4 separate regions of the Homo sapiens genome follow, and all the other regions are linked to region 3. The links are chromatin loops, found by intact Hi-C in ENCODE. Cell type or tissue: CD4-positive, alpha-beta T cell. All regions are shown on one strand. Each heading gives the region's core, and the rest is flanking DNA. Links, peaks and the distances in the headings are about the cores only.

Region 1 (3,804 bases), core at 466-2,965, 130 kb after region 3:
TATGAATACATATTTATAAGGATAGCGGTGGGCTGGGGGCAGGATCGGCAGAAGCCTGTCGTTCCATGAGCCCTGAGAGACAGGACGGTAATGTCCATAGTTCTGTTGATTGTGTGTCTCCCACGAGCCCAGGAACTATTCCAGACAGATACGTCCACATCGCAGAGTTCTATAAGCAAAGTATCACAGGAGAGGCCCCTGCTTTATAGAACTGAGATCACAGAAGTTAAATAATTTGCCTATGGTCAGAGGGTCATACCTGGCAGGGCTGAGACTTGGTCACAGGTTTCTTGTGCCCAGCTTCCAGAAATCTGATTGCATCCTCTCATCTTCCACCCAGGGCAGCTCCCCGTCTTGTGTCAGTAGTGGGGTGCTGGGTAGCCAGCACCAGGGAGAGTCTCCACCCTTCAAGGCCCCGGTGAGGTGAAGGAGAATGAAAATATCCAAAACCCATCAGGAGAATACGTGTTAAAGGACAAGAGAAAGACAGATGAGCTTGGGAACATCTTGGCTCTTGACAGGCACTCCCACAGGGATGATTCAGATGAGGTGAGTCCAGGTGCACTGGCCCGGTCCCTGGGCATGGAGCAGGTTCAGACTGAAGTGAGGAGACGATTCCTAGGGCGCCGGACTCCCGACCAGAGTCCCCAGAATGGAAATGGCCGGGGTTCTGCCTGCGCATCCTGGACTAGGGGTGGAGGGAGCAAGCGGGCAACTCCGAAGACAAGGTTAGCACCTCCCATTCCAAGCCAGCTTCATCTCCCTCTTTTGCTCAGACACCGCCAGCCATGGCAGGGAGCTATCCCCAGGGACTTGTCATCTGGAGGCCATGGAGGGAGGATGAGAGCTGGAGAGGCCACAAGATCAGAGTGGAGCTGGGAGGGTCGGGGAGGCTGGAACCAGCCACCCTGTCCTGTGTCCCCTGTTTCTGCTCCTCCTCATCTCCCTTCTGGGGGTGGGGGGAACATCAGAGACCACTGGGAAGGGGGTTGGCTGTGGGTTCCGGGGACATGTCACTGCGGGAAACAGATACATCATGAGCCAGCGCCCCCTTTCAGAGGCTGGGACGCTGGGACAGGGAGGCCAGAGAGAATGCAGAATATGTATATGCAGAAATATATTGAGAAGTAAAATGCACTGATAGGAGTTTTCGTACATTCACACAAACCCATTATGCAGATGAGGAAACTGAGGGTCGCAGAGGTTGACTGGAGCTCCGGCCAATGTTCATACCGTGTCATGCCCCTCTCCAGGGAGGGGAGGAGGCTTCCTCCAGGTCCCCAGTTGGAGTGGGGACCCAGGTGTGTTGACACCTTGCCCTGATCACTGCCCCATATGCCAGGCTGCCTTCTCTCATAGAGGTCGCCACTGCCTCCCCACTCACCCTGCGGGTCCCTCTCCACTACCCCTGCCGCCCCAGATTGCCCAGTGGCTCTGTCCCAAAGCTGCCCAGGACCCAGGTCTCCAGGCTACCACCACCTGCAGCTGGGACTCCCTGTGTGTGCATCCCTGCCCAGGACAGCCCAAACGTGTTGGGGCAGGCACAGGGGGTAGGTGAGGGCCGTCTGCCTGGGACATAAGACTGGGAGTGCCGAGGCCTCACTGTATCCCCCTAAGGCCAAGACCTCTGACTTCTGCAATCCTATGTGTCAAGGGCTTCTCCATCAGGCCGCCTAAGCCATGTCTGCCACACTCTCGGGCTGCTTGATGGCTGCTTCTAGGCAGCAGGGAGCCCCACAGGATGGAGCCTGTCCTCCCAGCTCCCCTGGCCCCTCTCAGCCCCCCTGGCTGCCTCCAAGCCTTCTAGGGAGGATAGGCCCTTGCCAGGGCCTGCCGGTGAGGAGTGGATGCCAGCCTTGAACTGACACTGCCCCCACCAGGCCCCCCTCCAAACTGCATGCTGGTTCCCAGTGGGTCAGCGGCTACTCCCCGCACCCCAGCTTCCTGCCTGCCCTGGGGCTGTGGTGAACAGCTGGGGCCATCTGGGCCTGGCCTGGGCCCCAGGCTGCCTTTCTGGTGACTCCATACCTCCCTAGGAGGGAGCCTGTGCCACTGGCCAGTCCAAGCGAGGAGGAGACAGCGTTTCCTCTGATGACCCGAGGCTGGGTCCCCTCCAGGGCCCAGACTCATGGCTGTGTGGGAGGCTGGTGCTGTGTGGGATCTCTTGGAAGCACAAGGGCCTCCTTCCCAGGCCCTGGCACACACCAATATTGTGCCCAGACATCCTTGGGACACCCCCTCAATCTGGAGCCATAGGGCAAGAGAGTCTCACCACAAACGGCATTCATTACCTGTGGCCACCCCGACTCTATTTCTCTGTCTCTCCGACACAGGGCCACGCTCTCCCCCAGGCCTGCCTCTCCCCATCTCTCAGACCTCCCTTTCCTCCCTCCTCCTCCTCCTCCTCCTCACCTTCACCCACACTCGAATTCTCACTGACACCCCTTCTGTGGCTCATGGCTTCACTTATTCAGCAAGTGCCCACCCAATGCCCACTTATTTCAGGCACCGTGCTAGGAGCTGTGGGTACAGAGGTAGAAACAACAGAAACAGGCCGAAGTCTTTTCTCGTGGTGATGGCGTTCTGATTGAGGAGGTGATCCACAGAGCAGAGGGTGACAAGGGCTGGGGGAGTGAAGCAGGCAGGTAGTGAGGCCTGTTGTATGTGTGTGTGCACGTGTGCTGTGTGCAGGTGTGTGCTGTGTGTATTTGTATATGTGCAGGTGTGTGCTATGTATGTGCTGTGTGTATTTGCATGTGTGCATGTGTGTGCTATGTGTGCATTTGTATGTGTGTCTGTGTGCTGTGTGTATTTGTGTGTGGATATGTGCTGTATATTTGTGTGTGTGCATATGTGCTAAGTGTATTTGTGTGCATCTGTGCTGCATGTATTTGTATTTGTGCATGTATTTGTGTGCATATGTGTGCTATGTATTACATGTATGTGTGCATATGTGTGCTATGGGTGTATTTCTGTGTGTTCTGTGTGTATTTGTATGTGTTGTGTGTGTGTGTGTTCATTGTCCCATCATGAGGCAGGCAGGGAGTCTTGCAGGAGCAAGCACATTGCTGGGACTCCAGCTTGCTTCTGTGATATCTAATATATTCTCTCTCTCTCTCTCCCCCTCCCTCTCTTCCCATCTCCTCATCCCCACCACCAACACTTTCCAGGGGAGCAACCAAGTTCTTGCCTCTAGGGTCTTAGGGAGCAGCACTGGGGGAGGGAAGGGCATCTTTATACTCAGGAGAAGGGCTTGAGACCATCTGATCTGGAGCAGTCTGAGGACATGAGACTCAGGCCCTCAGCTGCTGCCCGGGGGAAGGCCAGCACCCCAGCCTGAGGGGGTCAAGGGTCGAGGGAGCTGTCCAGTGGCTGACCTTCCCCTACAGCCCACGAATCCCCATCAATGCCGCCTTCCCGCTGTCCAACACTCAGCCTCAGAGGCTGGCCAGAGTGAACCACCTGCTGGCTCCCAGACGTTGGGAGGCCTGACATGACCAGGTTTGGGGAAACAGTTTTTGAGTTGGAAACGATATTAGATAAAGCTGGATTGGAATTCCAGACATATTTATTGCTGTGGGTTGTGGGGCCATTTTCTTAACCTCCAAGCCTCTGTTTTCCCTTCTGTTACATGGGGAGGTTGAAACCTACCTTGTAAATTCCCTGTGGGGATTAAAGGAGATAATGCAACCAAATTGTCCAACACAGACTCGGCCACATGGCCAGTGCTCAAAGAAGGACGGACAGTGAGATATGGCCAAGGAGGGTAAGTGAGGAGCCAGGGACAAAAGAAGAAGAGGGCTG
Region 2 (3,804 bases), core at 694-3,193, 100 kb before region 3:
CCCTCTACAGATGAAGTGTCACAGCAAACAGAAAACCACAGATTCAGCCCTGGGGGCTACCAGCTTGGAGACTGGAAGCTTTCTGCTCCTCCTCTTAATTACTTTGTGCTTGAAAACCCTCGTGGCATATTGACCCTCCCAAGAAGCAGTAGGACGGGGGAGGACTCAGGACCTCCTAGACAGTCCTCTGAGTCCTGTCCCTTCATTCCCTGACAGTCAAAAGTGAGATTTTTTCCTCCATAAAGGAAAGGTGAGTCTGCCACTTCAGATTCTCAGCAGGCACTGCCGTCTCAGTGTTCTGGCCTGAACTCTTTGGAGGAGTCGTGTGACTACAAGCCTGAGAGCTGAGGACAGGGCACCCAGGGGATCCCAGGGACCAGCAGAGAGCTCTTTCCAGCTTCCTAGGTGGGTGTCCTGGCCAGTCCCACAGGCCCTTGTTTAATGGTCTGCTGTTGCTGTCTTGAAATTTTAAATCATTTTTCACAAGAATTGCAACATTTTCATTTTGTGCCGCCCTGCCAAGTGAAGTGGCTGCTTCTGCCTGGGGGTGTCAGTGTCCCATGGACATAAGGCACTGAAGTTAAGGGGCTCCTTTCTCCTCCCTCCTGGCATTTTTCACAGCAGGTTTCTCAACCACAGCAGTGGTGACACTTTGAGCTGAATTATTCTTTGTGGCGGGGGCTGTCCCGGGCCTTGCCGGATGTTTAACACCACTCCTGGCATTTACCCACCAGACGTCATCAGCACCCACCCTCCCAGATGTGACAATCAGAAATGTGTCCAGACATATCCAGATGTCCCTTATGGGGAAGGGAGAATCGCCCTGGCTTTGCAGACTCCAGCTGGAACCCCTGCTGCAAGCGATGGAGGAGGTGAGCTTTTCTTTCAGACTGACATAGAAAATTCCTTGGCAGGTCTTGTCCTGGGTTCACTCAGACACCACCAAAATAAGGAAATAGCTGAAGAAGAAGGCCAGAGCTTCTGAACGAAGAGAAACCCTACCAAATTTGGGTAGGGGGAGACTCTGAGGAATATTCCATAAGGTTGGGAGGGAGGTAGACAGGTGGATCCCAGACACCTGGACTCCTTGATGGAGGCAGGTCTAGCTCCCCTTCGCAGCTTCTGAGCATGCCCCCTGGCCTCCTCTTTGGACTCCTGCATCAAGAGGGCAGATGGGAAACCACCAGGCTTTGGGTCAGAAGACCCAGATTTAAATTTCAGCCACCCGCTATGTGACCCTGAGCCAGTTTCATAACCTTTCTGAGCCTGTTTTCTCACCCACAAAATAAAACTAACCATACCTACCTCGGGAGTCACGAGATGAAAGAAAAAGTGTGTCAAGCCCCTGGCAGGTGCTCAGTATCAGCAGCTATTAAGCTTTTTTCTAACCAACTCTGAGCAAATCCCTGACCCCCTGGAGCCCTCATTTATCCTCACCTGGGCCACAGAAAAAATAGCTGACTGGCGTCTTTCCCCCAGCCAAGGAGACAGAGACAGCCTGAAGATAAGACTGAAGTGAAGAGCCAGGCGCAGTGGCTCACACCTGTAATCCCAGCACTTTGGGAGGCTGAGGCAGGCAGATCACCTGAGATCGGGAGTTCGAGACAAGCCTGGCTAAGATAGTGAAACCCCGTCTCCATCAAAAATACAAAATTAGCAGCGCGTGGTGGCGCGTGCCTATAATCCCAGCTACTTGGGAGGCTGAGGCAGGAGAATCACTTGAACCTGGGAGGCGGAGGTTGCAGTGAGCCGGGATGGCGCGACTGCACTCCAGCCTGGACGACAGAGTGACTCCGTCTCAAAGAAAGAAAAAAAAAGGATTGAAGTGAAGAGCGAGGAGTGTGCCTGAGAAGAGGCAACCATCTCGTGCTTTCGTGAGTAATTAAAAATGGTATTTGGTCTCCGGTGATACCGCCGTGAAAGAACCTTGACAAAATGAGCTTCAAAGGTGCGGCGTTCCCCAGGTGTTTCCTCCCGAGTCCCACATCCTAGCATCTCAAACCCCATTAAGGGGCATCTGTGGCTGTGGGCAAGGCCAGGCCCGCTCTCTCCTTGAAAGAGATCAAATCCTGTCTCAGAAATTTGATTTTAATTGCGACTGTTCTTATTCATCTTGAAATTCATTTGAGGCCGTAAATCCACTCATCCTGCCTCACTTTCTTCATTCTATTTGGTATAAAGTGATGGAGAAAAAAATCATACTTCGCTATAGGTAAAAGGAATTGAAGTTTGAAACCTGGGCAAGGGTTGGCTCATGCAGGGGAGGGGCCTGAGAATTGTGCATTAAGGGAATTGTGTGTCCAAGTTTGAAACCTGGACAAGAGTTGGTTCATGCAGGGTGGGGGCCTGGGAATTGGGTGTTAAGGGCTCCAGCACTGCACTAAAATTCTCTTACGAGCTCAGCGTCTCCTTCTGATACTGCTGGGAATCTAGGAGGCATAGCTATGCCCTTGAGGAGGTGACAATCTAAAGTTTTTAGGGAACAGATGCCGACCAGTTGTCCAACTCCATATAGAGCTGAGCAGCAGAGAATCTTCCAGACACGTACGCTGGACTGAAGAAGTTTTGCTCCTATAAATTCTAGAGCTAGCAGAACTCTTCTGCCTGAAATGTCCTTCCCCACAGCCACTCACTCCTTTATTTGTAAAAATAACTCCTTTTTATTCTTCAAAACCCTGAGGATGAGCCACCTCCTCTGGGAAGCCTTCCTGGAATATTCCCAAGGGCTGAGTGAATCTTCTTATTCTATTGACTCACTCACTGTACTGCATTTACTTATCTATGTGTCTTGTGACTATTGCTCTATTCATCTTTGAGTTCCTAGGGGACAGGGACTTTGCCTCCCTTGTACTTTTTATTTTTATCTGGTTATTGGATTTAGCTATCAAGCCACTTAGAGATGGGGACCTGGACCAATGGCTTCTGGAAGTCCTTGCTTTCTCTTGGAGTTTCAGAATTGCTCTTTCGCCCCAAGATGAATACTTTGTCCATTTAGTAGGGAAAGTGGAAAGATAATTTCCTGACCCTAATATGCAAGCTGAGATATTCTCAGCCCTTAATGATCAAAGGGCTGCTTGGGCCTCCCTAGACACAGGAGTCTCAGGGAGGACTCTGTAGCTCCCAGGCTTAGTAAATGGCTTTAAACCTTGCGATAGCCCAGGCCTCCGTAATTAAATTTTACACGTTAATCTGAACGGGAGCTCTGCGAAGCGCTTCCTTTGAGCCCTGCAGGGCTAATTCAGCAAAGCAGCAGTTAGGACGCTGCTGCGGTGTAAATGGAAATAGAATGGCCGCCACCTGCAGGCTGGGCATTGGAAGCGGCCATATGTTAATGGGGGTACCCTGCTGACTTAAGGAGCATTGTGGAAACATCCTGTGTCCCATCAATGGGCTGCTGCCCCACGTGGGGTTTCACTGGATCAGTCCCTCTGTTTCCAGGACCATGTGCGGTGATGCCAGCAGGGATCTTAACGGTTCAGTCTTAATTGGTTCCGGCTGATTTGATGACTCACCACAACCCTAATATCAAAATGAGTGGGTGTAATGCTGGTGAGCTCCAGCATCCCTGGGTCTTCAAAAGTACGAACTGTGTTAAGAGGCAGTGGAGGAAGGCTGTCCAAGGCACCCGCCGTGATGAGGTTAAACCTGTCTCTATGTGGTTGAAGCCCATAATTCTTAGAACTTTCCTTGATTATAGTCTCACCTTACAACTCCTTCCAGAGTCCCTAAAGACCTAAGCGGGTTATTCCTTCCTGAAATAGCACTTGTTTTACAAGCTGTCAGCGAGGGAGTGGGCAGAAAGAG
Region 3 (3,804 bases), core at 549-3,048:
TCCCTCAGGGATCTTTGGCTGGGCTCTAAGATCTCAGAAGTCTCTCCCATGTGTGACTATCTGAATTTTGTCAACACCCTCATAGCTGCAAAAAATCCCAAAGTGGGCACAGCAGGGAAGAAGCTATTGGAAGGAAGCATTTCCTGGGACCTGCCCCAGAAGGGAAGTGGGGACTGCTGGACAGGCCAGCTCCACGCCCTCTCCAGCCTCCCTCTCCTAGCACTGCTGAGCAGGACGTTGATTTTAAGGGAAGGACGTTGATTTTAAGAGCTACCCATTCCAGTGGCAATTAAAAGGCTCTGGCAGTGGCACGGGGCTTGTGCTGAGAGCTGGGAAGAGGCTTAATTAATTGCTCTAGTCCCTGGGAGCCTCATCAGCTCAGCCAGGAGCTCCATCGCTCTGTACTCTCACACCTGATAGAGCCTTGGCAGGCGAAGCCAGAGGGGACACAGGGCTGAGGAAGGGACTGAACCCTAGGCAGGAGAAGGATCTGCTTTTGCTCAGCGCCCCATAGCACACCCACCAAATTACACCCACCCCTACACACACATCTGGCACACACAGATGCACCTTCTCATACAAAACTAGAGGGCCTGTGGGCATGGGGATCCTATATTCCTGTTTGCCTGGGACACCTCCCATTTTACCTGTTATTGTGATGTAATCATTAATAGTACCTTTCCTAGTTTAGAGGATAATTTACCTGATCACCTACTTGAGGGGAGCTTAGGAGAGTGAGAGGGATAGGAGCAGATTGGAGAGATGCTACCGAGGATGGAGACATCAGTCCTATTTGCTTTGTTCTCTGTCCAGATCCTGTATCCTGGACAGAGGCCCCCTGGGAGTGGCTACTGAAGATTGCTATATCCTTCTCAACTCAGATGAGGATTCCCCATGTCAAATTCAGGAACACGAATCACGTGATACTCTGCTTCAAAACCTCACAGTATGGCAAAAACCCTTAGCTTTTAGGCAGGGTGAATGATTATATCTGCTATTATAAATCACAAAGACCTTTCTTATCGAGGTATCTGCATATCTGCTGCATGGTTATTGGTGTCAGGGAATCAGTTTTAAACTGTAAGTCCCCAGGGAAGATGTGGAAAGCATGTTGCATCTTGGGTGTCAGCTCTGGATCTCGGCATTCGTGGCTGCCTGCTGTATTGGAGTATGAAGAAGGATTCTGAGGCTGTGTCCCAGTTGAACATAGGAATATCATGAATTACATCTGCTTGGGCCACGGGAGATGAATTAGTGAAATCCTTGACTGGTATCTGTCAGTCTCGTCCCAGAGGGTATCAGAAGTCTCAGGGTGTCTCTCGCTGCAGAGCCTTGGCCTAGTGCCCTGCTTGAATGAACGTTTGGGAATGACCCTGGGAACACTCTGCATTGCCTACAGGGCTCTCCCTCCAACTGCAGTACAGTCTCACTGCAAAGAGGGCACATTGTTGGCTGCCTGTCATTGGGAAGAAAATTGGACAAGTCTGGGACCAAGAGATAGCTTGGGTGGGCAAGATACCTTCTCAGAATAGCATCAGCCCTTGAAGAAATGGTCTGCCCCTGCCTGGTACCAGGCACAGCTGTGATACATCCAGAAAGATACATGGACATCCTGCCCCTCTCTTCTTCCTGTCTTCCTCCATCAGACCTCAGCCTCCAGCTTCTCAGGCAGGACAGCAGGGAGGCTGCCTCTCCCTCTTACTCTCAGAACCTTACCGTGGCCTGCTTATTAAAAGAATTCCACCCTTAAGGAATGCCTAATGTAAATGATGAGTGAATGTGTGCGGCAAACCAACATGGCCCATGTATACCTATGTAACAAACGTGCACGTTGTGCACACATACCCTAGAACTTAAAGTATAATAATAATAATAAAAAGAATTCCACCCTTAGACAGAGAGGCAGCAATGCAGAAGCTTTCTTGGCTCCACAGTCAGAGCTGCCACTTCTGTGGCAGGTGTTTCTTTGAGGTCTGTTTGGTCTCTTCAGTCACAACCACCCACCTCAGACAGGATGTTGTCTGTTCTAGGGTATCAGAGGAAGTATTTGCAAACAGGCCCATCTGTTCAAATGAGAACCAGGCTTCTCTCCCAAGCCTCACAAGGTCGCAAAGCCTGCGGTGTCAGAAGCTCTGCCGAATCCTTTATCATGTGTCTTTCCAGCCAGCGGCTGATGAGAGATCGTGTGTGAGAGATCATGTTGATTTGAAATTCAGCTGGTCCAGAAGGGGCCGGTCCTCCCTGTTGGCCATTTCAGGTCAGCTCCATAAAGGATGCAGAGGATGGGTTTTCATGATGGAAACACACGGCTGATATTTGCAAAGCTAGTTCATCCAGGAACATGAGTACAGGGTGAGTTTTTGGGGAGTGGGTGAGGTACAGGTGGCGATTAAGTCACTGTGGTGTGACTCCCATGTTGTCACAAAAAGATTGACCTTCCTGGCTGGGCACAGTGGTTCACGCCTGTAATCCCAGCACTTTGGGAGGCCAAGTGGGGTAGATCACGAGGTCAGGAGATCAAGACCAGCCTGGCCAACATGGTGAAACTCCGTCTCTACTAAAAATACAAAAAATTAGCCGGGCGGGGTGGCGGGCACCTGTATTCCCAGCTACTCGGGAGGCTAAGGCAGGAGAGTCACTTGAACCTGAGAAGTGGAGGTTGCAGTGAGCCGAGATCACGTCACTGCACTCCAGCCTGGGCAACAGAGTGAGACTCTGTCTCAAAAAATATATAAAAATAATTAAAAAAAATAAAAAAAGGCCAGGCACGGTGGCTCATGCCTGTAATCCTAGCACTTTGGGAGGCTGAGGTGGGCAGATCACGAGATCAGGAGTTTGAGACCAGCCTGACCAACATGGTGAAACCCCATCTCTACTAAAAATACAAAAAATTAGCCAGGTGTGGTGGTGCATGCCTGTAATCCCAGCTACTCAGGAGGCCGAGGCAGGAGAATCACTTGAACCCAGGAGGCGAAGATTGCAGTGAGCCAAGATCATGCCATTGCACTCCAGCCTGGGCAACAGAGCAAGACTCTGTCTCAAAAAAAAAAAAAAAAATTGACCTTCCTGATTCTATGACTGAACCTTGGCTGATGTCATGATTACCCAGAAAACAATCCCACTGGCTGAATTATGAAGTTAAAGAATCCGAACCCCAGAAGTTCCACTTCGCCAGTGACAACAGCCAATGAATGAACCATGTCCACAAACCACGCTGAAGCTAAGCCTCCGGACCGACTGCTCCACTTTTCCCTTAGATTTTGTCTCAGTGTAGTCCTATATGATGTCAAAATAGCTACCTAGGTTCAGCCCAAATCTCTGACTCTGGAATATGGAGGTTTAAATGGCTTAAAATGTTCCTGTATGGAGGCAGAAGAAAGAGACAGAGGAACCCTTCCCTTCAGCAACTGTGGGGTTGCTTCTTATAAAGGGCCGATTTTGTGCACTTTTTCCGAATTTGAGGCACGTTCAAAGCTGATTCCAAGTAAAACTATTGAGCAGTTCCACTTTTAATGTATTTGTCCCACAGGTTCTTGGTACCTGTTTGAACTGCCCTAAAAACAATCCCTAAACCCATAGACCTTTGCTGTCACTGGTCTTAGTTCAGGTTCACCCAAAAGCAGGTCCTGGGAGAAGGATCCAGTACACCTTTAGGAGATACAAGACCACAGTCAGGGAGGCGGGAGGGGACACAGGGAGGACAGGCAGCAGGGGAGGAGGAGGAGGAGCAGGGGATCAAGCCAGCACCCACGCTGGCAGCTGGAGCTTAGTCCTCCGGGGTCCTCTGGTGACCTGTAGAACAGA
Region 4 (3,804 bases), core at 608-3,107, 110 kb before region 3:
ACATGCCCAACTGCATGGAACTCCTCTTCCCCTTCTGTTCTTTTGCTCCACTGTAGTGCCAAACTTCCCTGGCACTGTCCCCACACCCACACCTCCACCCCTACCCCAGCCTCGGGACCCTGAGTGCCCAGTGCCTCCTCCCGAGCAGCTGTTGTCCACTGCCTGCCTCCTCTGATGTCCTGTGACCTGAGTCCATCTACCCTTTCTCGGTACCAGGGTGGGCTGGAGGGCTGGCTCCCAGGGGATGCAGAGCCAAGCTGGGCTGGCAGCCAAGTGAAGAGGGCTGGGATTGAGCGGACTCTTGTCTGTGGGCTGCTGCCTCCAGCTGTCACCTTGGAGGGAGGTGGAGACTCCTGCTATCCTCCATGGTGGCCTACAGCCCGAGGGAGGCTGGCAGTAGAGCTGTTCCCCAGCAGACAGAACGGGGGCCTCAAAAGGCCATGAATTAAACTACCCTGGTGATGGAAAGCAGGGGGCCAGGAGAGACAGCCAGCCCAGGGGACAGGCTGCCCAACCCCCATGACCTTCAGGGGTCTTCCCAGTTTCTCGAAGGTGGATTGGAAAGAGCTCTGGAGGGCATGCTGTGACATGGTTTAGAGTCACGCCCACCATTATCTGGCTGTGCGACCTGGGCAAGCCTCTTGATGTTCCAGGGCCCAGATTCACCTGGGTGTAAGGTGACAAAGCTGGACTAAGAATAAAGTCTTCCTGGTCACTGAGCCTCTATACGTTGCTTTGACATGGGCATGGCTTTAAGAAGAATGCAGGAGAACACAAATTTGTCCCCTTCCAGCAGTGCTGAAGCCTCTAGCACCCCTTGGGACATGGGGGCTCACAGGAGGGAAGGGTCCCAGGGGAGCCAGTGAGGGAGCTGATGGAGACAGGCACAGAGACAGACAGGTCCTCTGTCACCGTTCGCTTGTGGCTCTGGACTTAAATATTTATACCGTTTGGAAGTAGACCAGCTCTCCAGCAGCCTGTGACTTTAGCCTCAAGTAATTGGTATCTGTTTTGAACCAAACAGGTTAACTATTCATTTTTCCCTGGTGAAAATGGTGATTCCCTCACTCCTACCATACATACTTCCTACAGCCTCTTGAGGCTAAGGAAGTTCTCTGTGACTTGGGAATTATTTTAGTAAGAAAGCGGACACCTCTGTGCACAAAGCACAAAAGATACACCAACCTAATGTGAGCTCTACCTTAGAGTCCATGACAGAATTCAAGGGGTCTGCACACTTGGGTGGAGAATAATACATCCTTATTCTCACTGGCCTCAAATAAAAGTTATCATTTACTTCTGTTATGAAGATGGACAACAAACCACAGAAATATTAGCAACAACCGAGACTTTTGCACCAATGGAAAACACAGATATTTTCATATTACATTTTAGTTGTCGTAGATATCTCAAAATATTGTTTCTGCTCATCACTACTTTGAAATTATGGTAGCCATTAGACCTGTTAGACCTGCTGCTAAATCTTGCTATTTAACATGTTAATAAAGGAGCACACAAATGAACAGATATTCAGTTTTTAAAATGCAAATCGGCCAAGTTTGGTGCCTTACTCCTGTAATCCCAGCACTTTGGGAGGCTGAGGCGGAAGGATTACTTGAGCCCAGGAATTCAAGACCAGCCCAAGCAACATGGAACAATCTTGTCTCTACACACACATAAAAAAATACAAAAATTAGCCAGGCATGGTGGCATGTGCCTGTAGTCCCAGCTACTCGAGAGACTAAGGTGGGAGGATCGCTTGAACCCAGGAGGTTGAGGCTGCAGTGAGTCAAGATCATACCACTGCACTCTAGCCTGGAGCAAGACCCTGTCTAAAAAAACAAAAAACAAAAAAACAAAACCACACACAAATTACTACAGATTTGCTCTTTTGAATAGTTTGATAGCCATGTCATAATATAATTTCTCTCCTTTGTAACTCTATATATTTTGTTCTCCCTCCTCCCTCTTCCCACTCCATATTTAAGATCCACACTTTCCTCCCCTCATCTCTTCCCAACACGGGGCACGTTGGAAAATCACTGTTGACCAGAGACTGACAGATCATGTTGGACACGACCCAGAGGAGGCCAGAACCCCAGGGGGAGAAGGTGTTAATGTGATCCAGGGAGAGTGTATTAGTCCATTTTCACGCTGCTGATAAAGACACACCTGGGACTGGGTTTATAAAGAAAAATTTATAAAGACTAAGAGGTTTAATGGACTTACAGTTCCATGTGGCTGGGGAGGCCTCACAATCATGGCAGAAAGTGAAAGGCACATCTTACATGGCGGCAGACAAGAGAGAATGAGAGAGCCAAGTGAAAGGGGTTTCCCCTTATAAAACCAGCAGCTCTCTTGAGACTTATTCACCACCACGAGAACAGTATGAGGGAAACTGCTCTCATGATTCAATGATCTCCCACTGGGTTCCTCTCACAGCACATGGAAATTATGGGAGCTACAATTCAAGATGAGATTTGGGTGGGGACACAGCCAAACCGTATCCGACAGGGAAGGAAAAGACATGAGGAAGACAGACACTGAGGGCTCTGCCCCCACCAGCTCCCGTGTGGCCCAGGCAATGGCCACACAGGTGCCTAAAGTCTGGGTGGGGCAGTGGCTGGCCAGAACACTAAACAAGCATCCGCACACCAGAAACAGCAAACAGACAAAACATCTTCTGGAGTCCTGAGTGGGGCTGACTGTGGGGTCCAATCCACAACTACTGCTGGTTTCCTCCAGTCTGGTGGCTAGGTATGCAGGGAGAGCCGCTGGTGGGCCCAAGTGGACAGCAAGATTTCTTGGTGCTGACTCTTCTGGTCACTTCCTACCAAGGTAAAGAGCATGTTTCAGGAATACACTTGTGTCCATTTTATTCAACAAGTATACTGAGCATCTCCTAACGGCATGATGTTGAACACAGTAGTCAGGCACAACCCCACTCAGGAGCTCAGGATAGAGCGATGGGGAGGCGGGGGGAGCACCATTAGGAAAATAGCATGCCAATAATTAATGACCGTTAATCGATAAATAATGACAAATAGTCGATGTTTGGGGCAGTGAGAGACTATAACAGAAAACCTGATATCATACAATAAGCTCAGCTCTTACAGGTGCCCCTAGACTGCCACTGTGACGTGTCATTCACTTCTGATCTTTCATTTTGTAGCAAACTTAAAATTCAAGATGAGATTCCCTGGACCCACCACGGTCACCACACTCCCTGGACTTTTCAGAACAGCTCTGATTTCAAGAATTCTATTCCTTTGTTCTCATAAACCATAGAAACGTCAATATTTTCAGCAACCAAACAATGTCTCCTAGATTGCCTTCTCTCAAATCCACTTGCACGCAAATCTTCCAGGGCTCCGGGTCCTGATTTGAGGTTTGGAAAATGTGTTGTGGGGGAATTATACTGCTCAGCCACTACTGCTTCCTCCTCCCCTAACTCCCACCCTTCTCTGTCCAGTCCCCCACCGTCTATCTCAGACAGTGCTTACGCAGGAAATGAAAAGCCGTTTGGAAATTAGAGTAAGCAAAACAGAATAAGCGAGACAGGTTGTGGTGTAGAGAGGTCACATAATTCATTCTCAAGCCCAGTGGAAAAAAAGTGTTTCTTTCCTGCCGTTTGTATAGAAAATTGAGCATTTTCTGTTTCCTCACCCAGTACAGTCTGTCTTCAAAGACTCTGGGTACACTAGAGGAGAGGAGTAAGTTGTAACGGATGGAGTAATTGGGCGAATTAAGCCTGGAAGTAAAATTCTTTCTACTTGGAAGGGGCAGGACTCTGCAGAGGAGGCA

What was found. Hi-C counts contacts between places; a loop is a spot of excess contacts. Peaks named below come from ENCODE experiments on the same cell type or tissue, not always from the same donor. Only the 100,000 strongest peaks of a DNase experiment are listed, where the experiment ranks them.
Region 1: it touches region 3 in a loop (4-fold over the local background); 19 of 110 quality-filtered maps call a loop at or near these places.
Region 2: it touches region 3 in a loop (2.3-fold over the local background); 8 of 110 quality-filtered maps call a loop at or near these places.
Region 4: it touches region 3 in a loop (6-fold over the local background); 12 of 110 quality-filtered maps call a loop at or near these places.

What each region holds. Positions count from the first base shown.
Region 1 is chr17:73,593,808-73,597,611 of GRCh38, reverse strand. All of the region lies in intron 1 of SDK2 (sidekick cell adhesion molecule 2), which reads left to right. Among named protein-coding and RNA genes, the nearest start is that of SDK2, 49 kb to the left of the region's middle. RefSeq lists an enhancer at 1,917-2,462. In CD4-positive, alpha-beta T cell, for the core only: a CTCF peak has its summit at 1,873; no DNase peak of the experiment used is centred there.
Region 2 is chr17:73,820,756-73,824,559 of GRCh38, reverse strand. LINC00469 (long intergenic non-protein coding RNA 469) reads left to right here. Exons shown (of 4, transcript NR_027146.1): 2 at 735-872. Among named protein-coding and RNA genes, the nearest start is that of LINC00469, 5.9 kb to the left of the region's middle. RefSeq lists an enhancer at 3,051-3,627. In CD4-positive, alpha-beta T cell, for the core only: no CTCF peak of the experiment used is centred there; no DNase peak of the experiment used is centred there.
Region 3 is chr17:73,720,635-73,724,438 of GRCh38, reverse strand. No RefSeq gene overlaps it. Among named protein-coding and RNA genes, the nearest start is that of LINC02092, 64 kb to the left of the region's middle. In CD4-positive, alpha-beta T cell, for the core only: no CTCF peak of the experiment used is centred there; a DNase peak (open chromatin) is centred at 2,028; H3K4me3 peaks cover 575 bases; H3K27ac peaks cover 1,191 bases.
Region 4 is chr17:73,835,531-73,839,334 of GRCh38, reverse strand. No RefSeq gene overlaps it. Among named protein-coding and RNA genes, the nearest start is that of LINC00469, 8.9 kb to the right of the region's middle. In CD4-positive, alpha-beta T cell, for the core only: no CTCF peak of the experiment used is centred there; no DNase peak of the experiment used is centred there.